Regions from separate parts of the Homo sapiens genome. Here region 2 is linked to region 1. A link is a contact called in ENCODE Hi-C or POLR2A ChIA-PET data. All regions are on one chromosome and are shown on one strand. The core of a region is the stretch at or near the end of the contact, and the rest is flanking DNA. Distances in the headings are between cores, read along the strand shown.

What was found. A loop is a pair of places that touch in the nucleus more often than their neighbours do. ChIA-PET counts read pairs that join two places held with the same protein, here RNA polymerase II (POLR2A). Pooled maps may share reads with other maps.
Region 2: a pooled map shows a loop between it and region 1 (5-fold over the local background). The contact joins the promoter of HMCES here to the enhancer-like site in region 1. A Hi-C loop is called at or near these places in 7 of 50 pooled maps. POLR2A ChIA-PET finds 5 or more read pairs at or near these places in 4 of 52 experiments (A549, CD4-positive, alpha-beta T cell, activated naive CD4-positive, alpha-beta T cell and 1 more).

What each region holds. Positions count from the first base shown.
Region 1 is chr3:128,669,327-128,676,622 of GRCh38, forward strand. It overlaps the pseudogene POU5F1P6. Among named protein-coding and RNA genes, the nearest start is that of RPN1, 22 kb to the left of the region's middle. RefSeq lists an enhancer at 6,010-6,079. Within about 2 kb of position 5,230, at least 5 of the 41 ENCODE cell types and tissues checked have a DNase peak (open chromatin) inside an H3K27ac peak, as active enhancers do.
Region 2 is chr3:129,275,078-129,282,373 of GRCh38, forward strand. HMCES (5-hydroxymethylcytosine binding, ES cell specific) reads left to right here and starts at 3,793. Exons shown (of 7, transcript NM_020187.3): 1 at 3,793-3,828; 2 at 4,633-4,838. The coding sequence starts at 4,656. COPG1 (coat protein complex I subunit gamma 1) reads left to right here. Exons shown (of 24, transcript NM_016128.4): 23 at 117-215; 24 at 2,217-2,696. The coding sequence ends at 2,347. RefSeq lists silencers at 3,648-3,997, 4,008-4,397 and an enhancer at 4,818-4,947.

The DNA.
Region 1 (7,296 bases), core at 3,980-6,479:
CTGAGATGGTGCCACTGCACTCCAGCCTGGGCAACAGAGTGAGACTCTGAGAAAGAAAAGGAAAAGAAAAGAAAAGAAAGGAGGGAGGGAGGGAGGGAAGGAAGGAAGGAAGAAAGAAAGAAAGGAAAGAGAGAGAGAGAGAAAGAAAGAAAGAGAAAAAGAAAGAAAGAAAGGAACCACGAAATAGCCAGGCAAGTCCAGGAGTGACAGGGCCAAAACCTTCCGCCACAGCTCCCATCAGACAACTAGCCATATCTCTGGAGGAGCCTTGGGAACCCTTGACTTTGGCAGGTAAGAATATTAACTTCCTTCTGGGCTGCTTATTCTGTTTTGTCCCATTATAATGGGCCTCTGTCACCCCAAAACTGTATGATCACAGGGTAGATGGACAAGCCCATAGAGAGCATTTTACCTATCATCTAAGCTGTTCTTCAGGGACTTTGGTTTCCTCACACACCTTTCTTATCAGGCCTGGATGCTTCAGGACAGTTGCAGCAACTGCTCTTTTAGTAGATGAAACCAATAAACTGGCTTTAGGACAACATCTGGAGGTTTTAACCCCACACCAAGTACAAGGAGTCCTAGAAGCTAAAGGACACCAGTGGATGACGAGGACACTTACGGAAATATCAGGCTTTGTTGTTAGACACTCCTGATGTAACACTTAAAAGTATGCCAGACTTGGAATCCAAACTCATCTTTGGAGAAATACACAGACCTGTCTCCTGTGTCCTTAAGCTTAGCAAAATAAACTTCTAAATTGATTGAGACTTGTCTCAAATACTTTTTGGTTCATACTTTCTTTATATGTCCCCTATTTACTCATTTCTTTTACTTCATTTCATAAATAATCTTTAAATAACCTTTGAATTAGACAAAAATTATTTTATTTATTATTTATTTATTTATTTATTTTGAGATGGAGTCTTGCTCTGTTGCCCAGGCTGGAGTGCAGTGGCGCGATCTTGGCTCACTGCAACCTCCACCTCCTGGGTTCATGCCATTCTCCTGCCTCAGCCTCCTGAGTAGCTGGGACTACAGGCGCCCGCCACCACACCCGGCTAATTTTTTTTTATATTTTTAGTAGAGACGGGGTTTCACTGTGTTAGCCAGGCTGGTCTCGATCTCCTGACCTCGTGATCCGCCCGCCTTGGCCTCCCAAAGTGCTGGGATTACAGGCTTGAGCCACTGCACCTGGCTATTTTTCTTCAAATAAGAACACTTCTTTTTAGAAAAACGTTTTCCATTGAGCCTGGCGCGGTGGCTCACACCTGTAATCCCAGCACTTTGGGAGGCTGAGGCGGGCCGATCACCTGAGGTCAGGAGTTCAAGACCAGCCTGGGCAACATGGTGAATCCCCGTCTCTACTAAAAATACAAAAAATTAGCCGGGCGTGGTGGCATATGCCTGTAGTCCCAGCTACTCAGGAGGCTGAGGCAGGAGGATTGCTTGAACCCAGGAGGCAGAGGTTGTAGTGAGCTGAGATTGCGCCACTATACTCCAGCCTGGGCAACAGAGCGAAACTCCATCTCAAAAAAAAAAAAAAAGAACCTTAAAATTACATAAATGGGTTTTATTTCTATTTTTACCAATAACTCAGAACATGATGATCTCTTCTTTTTTTTTTTTTTTTTTTTTTTTTTGAGACAAAGTCTCACTCTTTCGCCAGGCTGAAGTGCAGTGGTGTGATCTCGGCTCACTGCAACCTCTGCCTCCTGGGTTGAAGGGATTCTCATGCCTCAGCCTCCCAAGTTGCTAGGATTACAGGCGGCCGCCACCACGCCCGGCTTTTTTTTTTTTTTTTTTTTTAGTAGAGACAAGGTTTCACTATGTTGGCCAGGATGGTCTCTATCTCCTGACCTCAGGCGATCCACCCGCCTCAGCCTCCCAAAGTGCTGGGATTACAGGCATGAGCCACCACCCCTGGCCAAACATGATGACCTCTGAGCTCACTGTGTATGTGCTGTGTGTATATCTCCTTCTGCCTGCCCATGTCAGAGGTGGCTGTGACTTGCGTACTCTCCCAATCATATTTCCCCTCCACCTCTTCCCTCATACTGTCATGTCATTTTACTCACGTGATATGACTGGCTTCCTCCACATCATGTGACTGTAAAGCTAACATTTGCATTTTAAAGCCTTTATTTTTTAAGAGCAGTATTAGATTCACAGTAAAATTGAACAGAAGGTACAGAGAGTTCTCATATGCCTCCTGCCCCCACGCATGCACAGCCTTCCCCACTGTCCATATCCCCAGCAGAGTGGTGCATTTGTCACAGTGGATGACCCCACCCGGGCATATCATTGATCACTGAGTCCATAGTTTGCATGAGGCTCAGTCCTGGTGTTGGACAGTCTATGGGTTTGGACAAATGTATAATGACATACATCGTCCACCATTTTAGCATTACACAGTATTTTCACTGCCCTAAAAGTCCTCTGTGTTCTGCCTATTCATCCATTCTTCCACCTCACCTCGCTTTAGCCCCCGGAAGCCACTGATCTTTTTTTTTTTTTTTTGAGATAGTCTCCCTCCTGTCCCACAGGCCGGAGTGCAGTGGTGCGATCTCGGCTCACTGCAGCCTCCACCACCTGGGTTCAAGGGATTTTCCTTCTTTAGCCTCTCGAGTAACTGGGATTACAGGTGTGTGCCACCACGCCCAGCTAATTTTTGTATTTTTACTAGAGATGGAGTTTTGCCATGTTGGCCAGGCTGGTCTCAAACTCCTGACCTCAGGTGATCCACCCACCTTGGCCTCCCAAAGTGCTAGGATTACAGGCATGAGCCACCACGCCCGGCCCACTGATATTTTACTGTCCCCATAATTTATGCCATTTCCAGAATGTCATATAGTTGGAATAATACATTATGTAGGCTTTTCAGATTGTCTTCTTTCACTTAGTAATGTGCACTTAAGTTTCCTTGGTCAGGAGTGGTGGTCCACGCTTGTAATCCCAGCACTTTGGGAGACTGAGGTGGGGAGATTTCTTGAACCCAGGAGTTCAAGACTAACCTGGGCAAGATAGTGAGGCCCAGTTTCTACCAAAAAATTTTTTTTTTTAAATTATGTGGGCATGGTGGCAAATCTGTAGTCCCAGCTACTTGGGAGGTTGAACCAGAAGGACTGCTTGTGTCCAGGAGGTTGAGGCTGCAGTGAGATGTCATGGCACCACTGCACTCCAGCTTGGGTGACAGAGCAAGACCCTGTCTAAAAAAAAAAAAAATGCTTCTATGTCTTTTGTTTTTAGCACTAAATAACATTACATTGGATTTTCCACAGGAACTTATCCATTCACCTACTGAAAGACATCTTGGTTGCTTCCAAGTTTTGGCAATTATGAATAAATGAATACACATCCATGTGCAGGTTTTTGTGTGACACAAATTTTCAACTCCTTTGGGTGAATACCAAGGAGTACAATTGTATGAATTGTATGGTAAGGGTATGTTTAGTTCAGTATGAAACTGCCAAACTGTCTTCCAAAGTGGCTGTGCCATTTTACATTCCCATCAACAATGAATGAGAGTTAATGTTGCTCCACATCCTCGTCAGCACTTGGGCCATTCTAATAGGTGTCCAGTGGTATCTCATTGTTTTAATTTGCATTCCCCTGATGATAGATGATAGGAAGGATCTTTCTTCTGCTTGATTTGCTGTCTGTAGACCTTCTTTGCTAAGGTGTCTATTAAGGTCTTTAGCCCACTTTTTTTTTTTTTTTTTTTTTGAGACAAGGTCTCGCTCTGTCACCCAGGCTGGAGTGCAGGGGCACTCATTGCAACCTCCAGCTTCCAGGCTCACAAGATCCTCCCACCTCAGCCTCCCCAGTAGCTGGGACTACAGGTGCATGCCACCACACCCAGCTACATATATATCTATATATATATATATATAGTTGTTTTTGTTGTTTGTTTGTTTGTTTTTGAGACAGAGTCTTGCTCTGTCGCCAAGGCTGGATGCAGTGGTGTGATCTAAGCTCACTGCAACCTCCGCCTCCCAGGTTCAAGCGATTCTCCTGCCTCAGCCTCCTGAGTAGCTGGGATTACAGACACATGCCACCACGTCCAGCTAATTTTTGTATTTTTAGTAGAGAGGAGGTTTCACCACGTTTGCCAAGCTAGTCTCGAACTCCTGACCTCAAGTGATCCGCCCACCTCGGCTTCCCAAAGTGCTGGGATTACAGGCGTGAGCCACTGTGCCCAGCTAATTTTTGTATTTTTTGTAGAGATGGGGTTTCACCATGTTGCCCAGGTTGGTCTCAAACTCCTAGGCTCAAGTGATCCTCCTGCCTCAGCCTCCCAAAATGCTGGGATTATAGGCATAAGCCACTGTGCCCAGCTAGCTAACTTTTGTTTTGAGACAGAATCTCACTATGTTGCCCAGGCTGGAGTGCAGTGGTGATTCATAGGCACTATCCCACTACTGATCAGCACAGGAGTTTTGACCTGCTCCATTTCTGACGTGGGCCTATTCACCCCACCTAAGGCAGCATAGTGGTCTCTGGCTTCTAACAGGGCATCACATTTTTTTTTTTTTTTTTTTTTTTTTTGAGACAGAGTCTAGCTCTTGTTGCCCAGGCTGGAGTGCAATGGCGTGATCTCGGCTCACCGCAACCTCCGCCTCCCAGGTTCAAGCAATTCTCCTGCCTCAGCCTCCTTAGTAGCTGGGCCTACAGGCTTGCACCATTATACTCGGCCAATATTTTGTATTTTTTGTAGAGATAGGGTTTCACCATGTTGGCCAGGCTGGTCTTGAACTCCTGGCCTCAGGTGATCTTCCCACCTTGGCCTCCCAAAGTGCTGGGATTACAGGCATGAGCCACCGCGCTGGAGTGCAGTGGCACAATCTTGGCTCACTCAACCTCTGCTTCCTGGGTTCAAGTGATTCTCCTGTCGCAGCCTCCTGAGTAGCTGGGACTACAGGCACGTGGCACCACGCCCAGCTAATTTTTGTATTTTTAGTAGAGATGGGATTTCACCATATTGGCCAGAATGATCTCAATCTTTTGACCTCGTGATCTGCCCATTTCGGCCTCCCACAGTGCTGGGATTACAGGCGTGAGCCACCACGCCCGGCCTTATTTTATTTATTTTTTACTGTGTCCCAGGTTTCTTTAAGAACAAAGTGATACATGATGTAGGGATTAAAAGCAAAAGCATCATTGAACTTCACCTTCCCTCCAACCAGTTGTCCCAAAATCCCCTGCCCCCACCCTTTGTGTGCCCAATTCCTTCCTTAGTGAATGAGGAACTTAAGCCCAAAAGCCCTGGCACAAACTCCAGGTTCTCCTCCCCTAGCTTCTTCCCTTCCTCTGTCCCCCATTCCTAGAAGGGCAGGCACCTCAGTTTCAATTCATGGCAGGGCCAAGTGGCAACAGAGACGGGGTAAAGGCTTCCCCTCGCAGCATAGTGAAGTGGGGGCTCCCATAGCCTGGGGTATCAAAATGGGGCCCTGGGGCCGGAGGAAAGAACACTGGCCCCCTGATAAGGGAGACCCAGCAGCCTGAAAATCCTCTCGTAGTGCATAGTCATTGCTTCATCACTTACCCTTCTGGCGCCAGTTACAGAACCACACTGGGGCCACATCCTCTCCAGCCCAACCTGGAGATCTGCTGCAGTGTGGGTTTGTGGGCGCACTGGCTGATGTGGCTGATCTGCTGGGCAATGTGGCTAATCTGCTGTAGTGTGGGTTTCAGGCACTGCAGGAACAAGTTCTCCAGCTTGCCTCTCACTCGGTTCTTCTTCTTTTTTTTTTTTTTTTTTTTTTTGAGATGGAGTCTCGCTCTGTCGCCCAGGCTGGAGTGCAGTGGCGCGATCTCTGCTCACTGCAAGCTCCGCCTTCCGGGTTCAGGCAATTCTCCCGCCTCAGCCTCCTGAGTAGCTGGGACTACAGGTGCCCGTGACCACACCCGGCTAATTTTTTTTTGTATTTTTAGTAGAGACAGGGTTTCACTTTGTCAGCCAGGATGGTCTCGATCTCCTGACTTCGTGATCCTCCCGCCTCGGCCTCCCAAAGTGCTGGGATTACAGGTGTGAGCCACCGCGACTGGCCCGGGTTCTTGTTCTTTCGGCCTGCCTGAGGGTCTCTGCTTTGCATATCTCCTGAAGCTCTTCATTGTTGGCTGCTTCCTCCACCCACTTCTGCAGCAAGGGAGGCAGCTTACACATGTTCTTGAAACTGAGCTGCAGAGCCTCAAAGCAGCTGATGGTCATTTGGCTGAACACCTTCCCAAATAGAACCCCCCAGAGGCTGGGCATGGTGACTCACTTCTGTAATCCTAGCACTTTGGGAGGCCAAGGTGGGAAGTCAGAAGTTCAAGACCAGCCTGGCCTGTAACATGGAGAAACCCCGTCTCTACTAAAAATACAAAAATTAGCTGGGCATAGTGGCACATGCATGTAATCCCAGCTACTTGGGAGGCTGAGGCACGAGAATCGCTTGAACCCAGGAGGCAGAGTGAAACGCCTAACCTTGTTTTTACTCTAACTCGTTACTTTGAATTTTATCCTGCTTGTCTCTTTAATCACCTAGCCTTGCTTCTCATGTAAATAAGACTCTCTCTAGCTGGGAAAGCCAGACAAACTCCAATTGACCCCTTAATTTACAAGATACTAAGGGCTCCTTACCCAACCCCCTTCCGCAAGGAGTTAACCTGTGTAAGCAGATCCTCAGCATTTCAAAGTAGCCCAATTAACTGATAAGGTACTAGCACCAACAATGTATGAAGTTCCCAGGATTTTTCTCAAAGAGATAACAACATAAAGCCTTGAGTTCCTGTCCGGCATACCCCCTATATCTAATTATAATAAAGGTTTAAAGCCTTGCACCTGGTACCGTTGCTCTTCTTGTAACCATTTGTCTTTTAAATTGTTTATCTCTTTGTAACCATTTTTTTTTTATTCTTGCATGTTTTTACTTCTGTAGAATTATTGCATTTGAGTTCCCCTCCCCTTCCTAAACCTAGGTATAAAAGTTAATCAACCCCCTTCCTCGGGGCCAAGAGAATTTTGAGCGTTAGCCGTCTCTTTGGCCGCCGGCTTAATAAAGGACTCTTAAATCGTCTCAAAGTGTGGCGTTCTCTCTAACACCCCTGGGCACAACAAGAGGTTGTGGTGAGCGAAGGTCACGCCACTGCACTCCAGCCTGGGCAACAGAGTGAGACCCTGTCTCAAAAATAAATAAACAAATAAATAAACATTTAAAAAAAGAGCCCCCAGGGTGAGCCCCACACGGGCCTGGATATATCCCAGGGTGATCCTCTTCTGCTTCAGGAGCTTGGCAAATTACAGAGCTTTGA
Region 2 (7,296 bases), core at 2,543-5,042, 600 kb after region 1:
TCTGGAGCACATATGTCAAATGCCACTTCATTAAAAGCCCTTCAGAACATGGGGGAGTGGTGGTGGCACAAAGGGCAGATAAGATGGCTTAACAATATTGGGATTTCTCATTACAGAGGCTGTGGGTAATATTGTGAAGTTCTTGGGAATGCACCCTTGTGAGAGGTCAGACAAAGTGCCGGATAACAAGAACACCCACACGTTGCTCCTGGCTGGTAAGTGGCATTTCTAGATGGGGAGGGCCTGGATAGCTTACAGCCTGGATGCCACTGGATCCTGGGCTAAGGACTCCACTGTAAATATGGGGAGTCAAAATTCACAGCATTTAAAATTCACAAAGTATAAAATAATCTGCAGCGAAATGTTTCCTCCCTACCTTGGCTGCCAGCCATTCAGATTCCCTTCCGAGAAGCGACCAGTGTTACTATTACAAACAATACTTGTATAACCTTGCGGTTATTTTATGGCTATAAAAGCTAATAGGAACGCATTTCCTTTTTTTAACTCAAATGTTTATGTACAAATGGTATATATATTGTCCTCCGATTTGCTTTTCACTTTACATTGCATCTTAGAGATCTTCCCCGTCAATATGTAGAGCTTCCTCATTCTTTTTCTTTTAATTGTGGTAAAATATACATAAAATTCACCATTTCGACCATTTTCAAGTGTATGGTTCAGCGGCATTAAGTACATTCACACTATTGTAAAACTATGACCACCATCCATCTCCAGAACTTTTTTCATCCCAAACTGAATCCTCATTTTTTTTATAGTTGCTTAGTATTCCATTGTGTGGATGCACCACATATTCTATGGAACAGCCACTACTGATGAACATTTAGTTTGATTTCAATCTCTTGCTATTACAGATGTTACAGTAAATAATCGTGTACACACACACACACACACACACACACAGTTTACTTTGCATGTGTACACTGAGAATATCTGTAGGATAAATTTTCCAAGGCATCACCAGTTCAAAGTGATTTGTGTTTCTCATCTTGATAAATAACTCCAAGTTGCCTTCCATAGAATTGTATACCTTTCTTCCTACACTGTGGACAACATAATATGTTACCACACTTTATGATCTTTTCCAGTCTGTGTGGACAATGATATCTTAGTGTAGTTTTTGTATTTTCAATGAAGTTAAGTATCTTCTTAAATGTTGAGGCATTTGTATTTCCTTTTCTGATCATTGTCTTCATATCCTTTGTCTTATTTTCTACAGGGTTGGCTGAGTGTACCCACACTCATTCTCCTTCCCAGATTATTTACTAGCAAACTCCAGAAATAGCATTTTATATGTAAATCCTGTATCTGTATGTTTCTCTAAGAGAGAATGACCCCTTCCCTTTTTTAAAGGACAATACAATTATCATACCTAAAACAGTTAACAAAAGGAAATGGGATGATTTTTTTTGGCTGAGTGTTTATAAACAGGGTTGAAAGGAGGCTCTGCTTCAGTACCCTGCCTACAGCTGACAGTTTGTAGCCACATTGAAACAACCTAGTCCCCTGGGTCTTGCAGACACCTGCCCTGTGGTTTTCTCGTGGTGGGGCTGTCCCCTTCATTTGTGCTCTCAGATTCAGTCAACGTGCAAGAGCCTCTGTGACATGAGATATAAGCCTTTTATGTCCATCAGTTCATTTGAACTTAGCAGAAGCCTGAAATATGGTATTATCATCCCTGCCACTTTGTAGTTGAGGATACTGAAGTCCTGAGAGACAGTGACTTTCTTTTTTTTTTTTTTTTTTGAGACGGAGTCTAGCTCTGTCACCCAGGCTGGCATGCAGTGGCACAATCTCTGCTCGCTGCAACCTCCGCCTCCCGGGTTCAAGCGATTCTCCTGCTTCAGCCTCCCGAGTAGCTGGGATTACAGGCGTCCACCACCATGCCCAGCTAATTTTCGTATTTTTAGTAGAGATGGGGTTTCACTGTGTTGGCCAGGCTGGTCTCGAATTCCTGACCTCATGATCTGCCCACCTCAGCCTCCCAAAGTGCTGGAATTACAAGCGTGAGCCACCGCGCCTGGCTGAGAGACAGTGACTTTCACAGTGAAATCCCTCACTCAGGGATTTCAGCCCAGCTCTCCTGCCCGTTTCACTACACCAGAGCTGCCTTCATGGGTTGCTGCAAATGCCATCCTTAGCCTGCCCTGTACAGTCCCTTCTGCTGTATATATCTGTACTTCTCTCTTCCCTTCTAGGTGTGTTCCGGGGTGGTCATGACATCCTGGTGCGCTCCCGGCTGCTGCTTTTGGACACAGTGACAATGCAGGTGACAGCCAGAAGTTTGGAGGAGCTGCCAGTAGACATCATCTTGGCATCTGTGGGATAAGAGGCCAGCCTGCATAGGACCTCATACCCTTCCCCAACACTACCTGGAAGTTGTGCCTTCCTCATGAAACTGGCAGAAACCCCTTCCCAAGCTTCTGTATTGAAAAACAATTAGGAATCATTGCAGATTTTTTTTTATTCTGCTCCCACCTCCCACCCGGGACTACTTGCTGGTGACTTTTTTTTTTTTTTTTTTTAAATAGGGGATGATTTTAGCTTGTCCTAAATCTTGCTGTCCACCCTTCCAGGAAAGGGACATTGTAAATGAATAAAACATTCTCAACTCCTCTTGAATCTATCCCCCAAGAAACCATCTTATCCCTGTAATAAATCAGCATGTATTTATTGAATGATTGCTACTTCTGCAGACTCATGCTTCAGGGCTCCACCTTCCCCTTCAAGGCCTCCCCTAAAGAGGCAGAACACCTGCCCTGTCCCCCTTGCACCCACAGCCCTTTGGCTGTTGTAGTCCTGTGAGGCAGGACCCTCTCCCCGTCATCGCTGTCCCAGCACCAAGCCCAGGGGTGGGAGCGGTAGAGGGTGGTTGAGTGAATCAGCTAACAGGCAGAGTTCACACTCCCTCCCGTTCGTGCTTCTTCACAACGCATCCTCCTTTGATAGTCGATAAATGGAGGCTCCAAAGGGCTTGGGTCCTGTGTCTGATCGTTCCAGCATCTGGTCTTACATGGAGTGTGCCCTGGGGTTTCTGCTCCCTGTTCAGTTCAGCGAATCAGCATAGGCGAACAGCCCTCTAGAGCATTCTCTGTTGGTTGCAGATGAAGAATCTCCGGTTTAGGTCCCAAGGGGAGCAGGCTTTTAAACTCAAGCCAGGCTATTTTACCAACTTTGAGGCCAAAGTACACCCGAAAGGGCTGTTTTAAAAATCTGGGCCTCACCCTTAGAGATTCAGCTGAGGGGCTGGGGCAGGAAAGGCTTATTCTAGTGCCCACCAATGTTTGAGGGCGAAGTGCGCGATTCCTGGAAGTTCTTCTGACTTTCATTTCTTCAGTGTTCCTCCATTTTTGCCTCGCACTGTGAGGCAGCTGGCAGGACTGTGAAGTAAGGAGTGGAGTTTCCTGGTTTCCCGCCTTCCATGACCCTGTGCCCTAGACTCAGCGCGGCGGGAACCTTCCCTGCCAGCCCTGAAACACGCTGGGGGCGGGGAGGAAGGTTAACCCCGCCAGGGAACGGCCAATATGGAGGAAAGTGGAGTCCCGAGAAGCTTGGGATCGATATGTCTCCCAAGGCAGTCACTGTCTCCTGGGGAAACGGGAGAAAATTCATCCCAAACCGGAGGGGAGAAGACGCCGCCTCCGGGGCCCGAGGGCACCGCGGGAACCAAGGGCCCTTGGGGGCGGGGCCTGGCGCCGGGAGCGCGGGCTGAGGCGGGGCTGACGTGAGGGGCGGTGACGCGGGTGGCCAAAGCGGAGCGGAGCGGGGGTGAGGAGAGTCGAGGGAGGTGACGCGCGCTGCCGGGGCGAGGTGAGGGGAGGGGAGGCGACGCGGGCGGTCGGGGTATGGCGAGGGGAGGGGAGGGGAAAGGAAGCGACGCGAGCTGACAGAGGGGAGCAGAGGCCCGAGCGGACGCGAGGCGACGCGGAGAGGGCGGCCTGGGCCGAAGTGAGGCGACGCGGGGCGGCGGAGTCTGAGGGCCGGAGCGGAGCGGAGGCGACGCGGGGAGGGGCGAGGGATCGCGGCCGGTGGCTGGGGGCCACCTGCTCCCCGAGCACCGGCCCCCGCTCCGGGGAGCAGAGTCCGGAGCGGGATCCGCGGCCCACAGGTTCGCAGGTCGGGCCCGGGGACGCTGCGGACTAGCGGGCGGGAGGCGGGGATTCTGCACCCCGGCCCCGGGCCGTCCAGTGGCCGCCCTCGAGGTGACCGGTTGCTGGCCGGCGTGGGTCGCTGACCCCAGCGGGGACTGGGGGGAAGGACGGGGAGTTGGGGGCACCAAGTCACCCGGAGGAGGCGACCCCAGCTAGCTGCGCTTGCCCTGCTTCGCTGGACTGTGAAGCCCCCTCCGCTGCGGCTCTTCCTGCGCTCAGGCAGGCATTTGCAGAGCTCCTCTCGGGACTTGCCTCAGTGCCCTGCACGGAGCTGGGCAGTGGGCTCAGGGAGCGAAGCAAACGGGCACATCCTTGTCTTTGTGGGACTTTTTGGGGAAGACTTTAGACGGTGGTCACGGAGGGGCACGGCCCTGTGGGAACGGAAAGAGAAGGCGGGGACTCAAGGAATAAGACCTAATATTTGAGATACGTAAGCCTTTTCCTTACGTTTTGTAATTTAAAGGTTGCGAGGGGCGGTGTTGAAGAATGTGTGGGCGAACATCCTGTCACTTACCTAGAGATGTTCTCACGAGAGCTTGCGCCTACCAGGATCGGCGGGGCCAGCAGCGGCTCCCGGAGTGGAGGGACCCTGATAAGTACTGCCCCTCTTACAACAAGAGTCCTCAATCCAACAGCCCAGTGCTTCTGTCTCGACTGCACTTTGAGAAGGTAACCAGCATTGCACTATGCTAGCCCCTCGCCCAGCCTCGTGATGGTCATCTCCTATTTGGTTTGGTGTGTGCTCAGCCTCTTGGGATGACATTAAAAACCAGCCTTTACTGATATATTCTGACTTCCAGTTGAGAACCTCTCTTGGCCTCATGAAAGAAGTTTTATCAGTGGCTTCTAACACTGATAAAGACGTATTTTTCAGGCTCAATTTAAATGCCTTTGCTATACATGGCATACTAGCCTTAATATATGCCAAATTTATATGAGCTTTGTGTTTTAAAATAGCAGCTTTCACTGATCATCAGGGTCATTGGAGTATCTTAAAAATATAATAAAAAAATTTAAGGCCAGGTGCCATGGCTCATGCCTGTAACCCCAGCACTTTGGGAAGCCGAGGTGGGAGGATCACTTGAGCCTAGGAGTTGGAGACCAGCCTGGGCAACATAGGGAGACCCCATCTCTACAAAAAATAAAAAAATGAGGTGGGAAGATCACTTGAGCTGGGGAGGTCGAGGCTTCATGAGCCATGGTTGTACCACTGCACTCCCACCTGGGTGACAGATCAAGACCCTGCCTAAAGAAAAAATTTAAAAAAATAAAAAATTTAAGAATATTTCTATGCCCTTTACCAGGCCAGCTTAATCAGACTTCTCTAGGCCTAGGACAGGCTTAAGATCAGTTAATTTAAAACACTTCTGATGTTTCTTGAGCATTGAAAAGTTTTATTCTTTCTGCTTGTGTTTTCAATCTTTTTGTGTTTGTCTTTTACTAAGGCTAGAAACACGTATTTGGTTTGGTTATCTGAAGTTTAATTGCATTCATTGTGTTTATAGTATTTATCCCTGTAGTGTTGGAATTACCAGTCACTTACATTCATATTTTAGTTTTTTGCCTTATCTCCTGAAAGTGTGTGTGTCTTTGTATGTGTGTGTAATAAAAATGCTTCGTTCTAGAAAGTAATAGTTTCTCCATGTCTTAAATATTTTAAATGACCTTGACATGTTTTTAAAAATCGTGATTGTTGGCTGGGCACGGTGGCCCACGCCTGTAATCCTAGCACTTTGGGAGGTGGAGGCGGGCGGATCACGAGGTCAAGAGATCGAGACCATCCTGGCCAACATGGTGAAACCCTATCTCTACTAAAAATACAAAAATTAGCTGAGTATGGTGGCACGCACCTGTAGTCCCAGTTACTTGGGAGGCTGAGGCAGGAGAATCACTTGAACCTGGGAGGTGGAGGTTGCAGTGAGCTGAGATTGCACCACTGCACTCCAGCCTGGCGGCAGAGCGAGACTCCATCTCAAAAAAAAAAAATTGTGATTGTTTCCTTCCTGAATTTTGACTGTATTTGATTCATAATGCTGAAATCACTTTATAAAGTTGATTATACCTCTGGTACATACTCTTTAAACTTTTGTGATAATATGATAGTCAAAAAGGACTCATTTCTGCATTATAGGGAATCACATCATTTTGAAATAAAGATAACAGGCTGGGCATGGTGGCTCACACCTGTAATCCTAGCACTTTGGGAGGCCAAGACGGCTGGACCACCTGAGGTCAGGAGTTCGAGACCAGCCTGGCCAACATGGTGAAACCCCGTCTCTACTGCAAATACAAAAATTAGCTGGGTGTGATGGCGGGCGCCTGTAATCTCAGCTACTTGGGAGGCTGAGGCAGGAGAATCGCTTGAACCCGGGAGGCGAAGGTTGGGGTGAGCCAAGATTGTGCCACTGTACTCTGGCCTGGGCAACAGAGTGAGACTCCATCTCAAAAAGAAATAAAGATAACAAATAATGGCTGGGCACGGTGGCTCACGCCTGTAATCTCAGCACTTTGGGAGGCTGAGGCGGGGCAGTGGGATCTCTTGAGGTCACGAGTTTGAGATCAGTCTGGCCAACATGATGAAACTCTGTCTGTACTATAAAAAAAAAAAATGTGGAGGTTGCAGTGAGTCGAGAATGTGCCACTGCACTCCAGCCTGGGTGACAGAGCAAGACTCAGTCTCAAAAAAAAAAAAAAAAAAAAAATCAAATAATGTTCTTGGTTGAATGAAGCCATTTATATGACATAGTTATTTTTGTGTCATTTTTAGAGGATGCATACTTCCCTATTGAAACTTTTTGTTTTAAATGAGAGGGGAATCAAAATAAAATATTCTGGAGAACCTTGAAGGGGAAAAGAGAGCATAAAACATATTTCAAAGGAAAGCATAACTTAGAGTGAGAATAGAGAGCAGGATTAAGTGTATGAGCCTGGCCAGGCCTGGTGGCTCACGCCTGTAATTCTAGCACTTTGGGGGAGGCTGAGGCCAGAGAATTGCTTCAGGCCAGGATTTCAGGACACCAGCCTGAGCAAATGAGACCCTGTTTTTAACAAAAAAAAAAAAAAAAAGCCTTAGTCATTTATATGACCTCCTTAGAATTATAGAAAGTTAGCTGGAAGAAAAATTTGT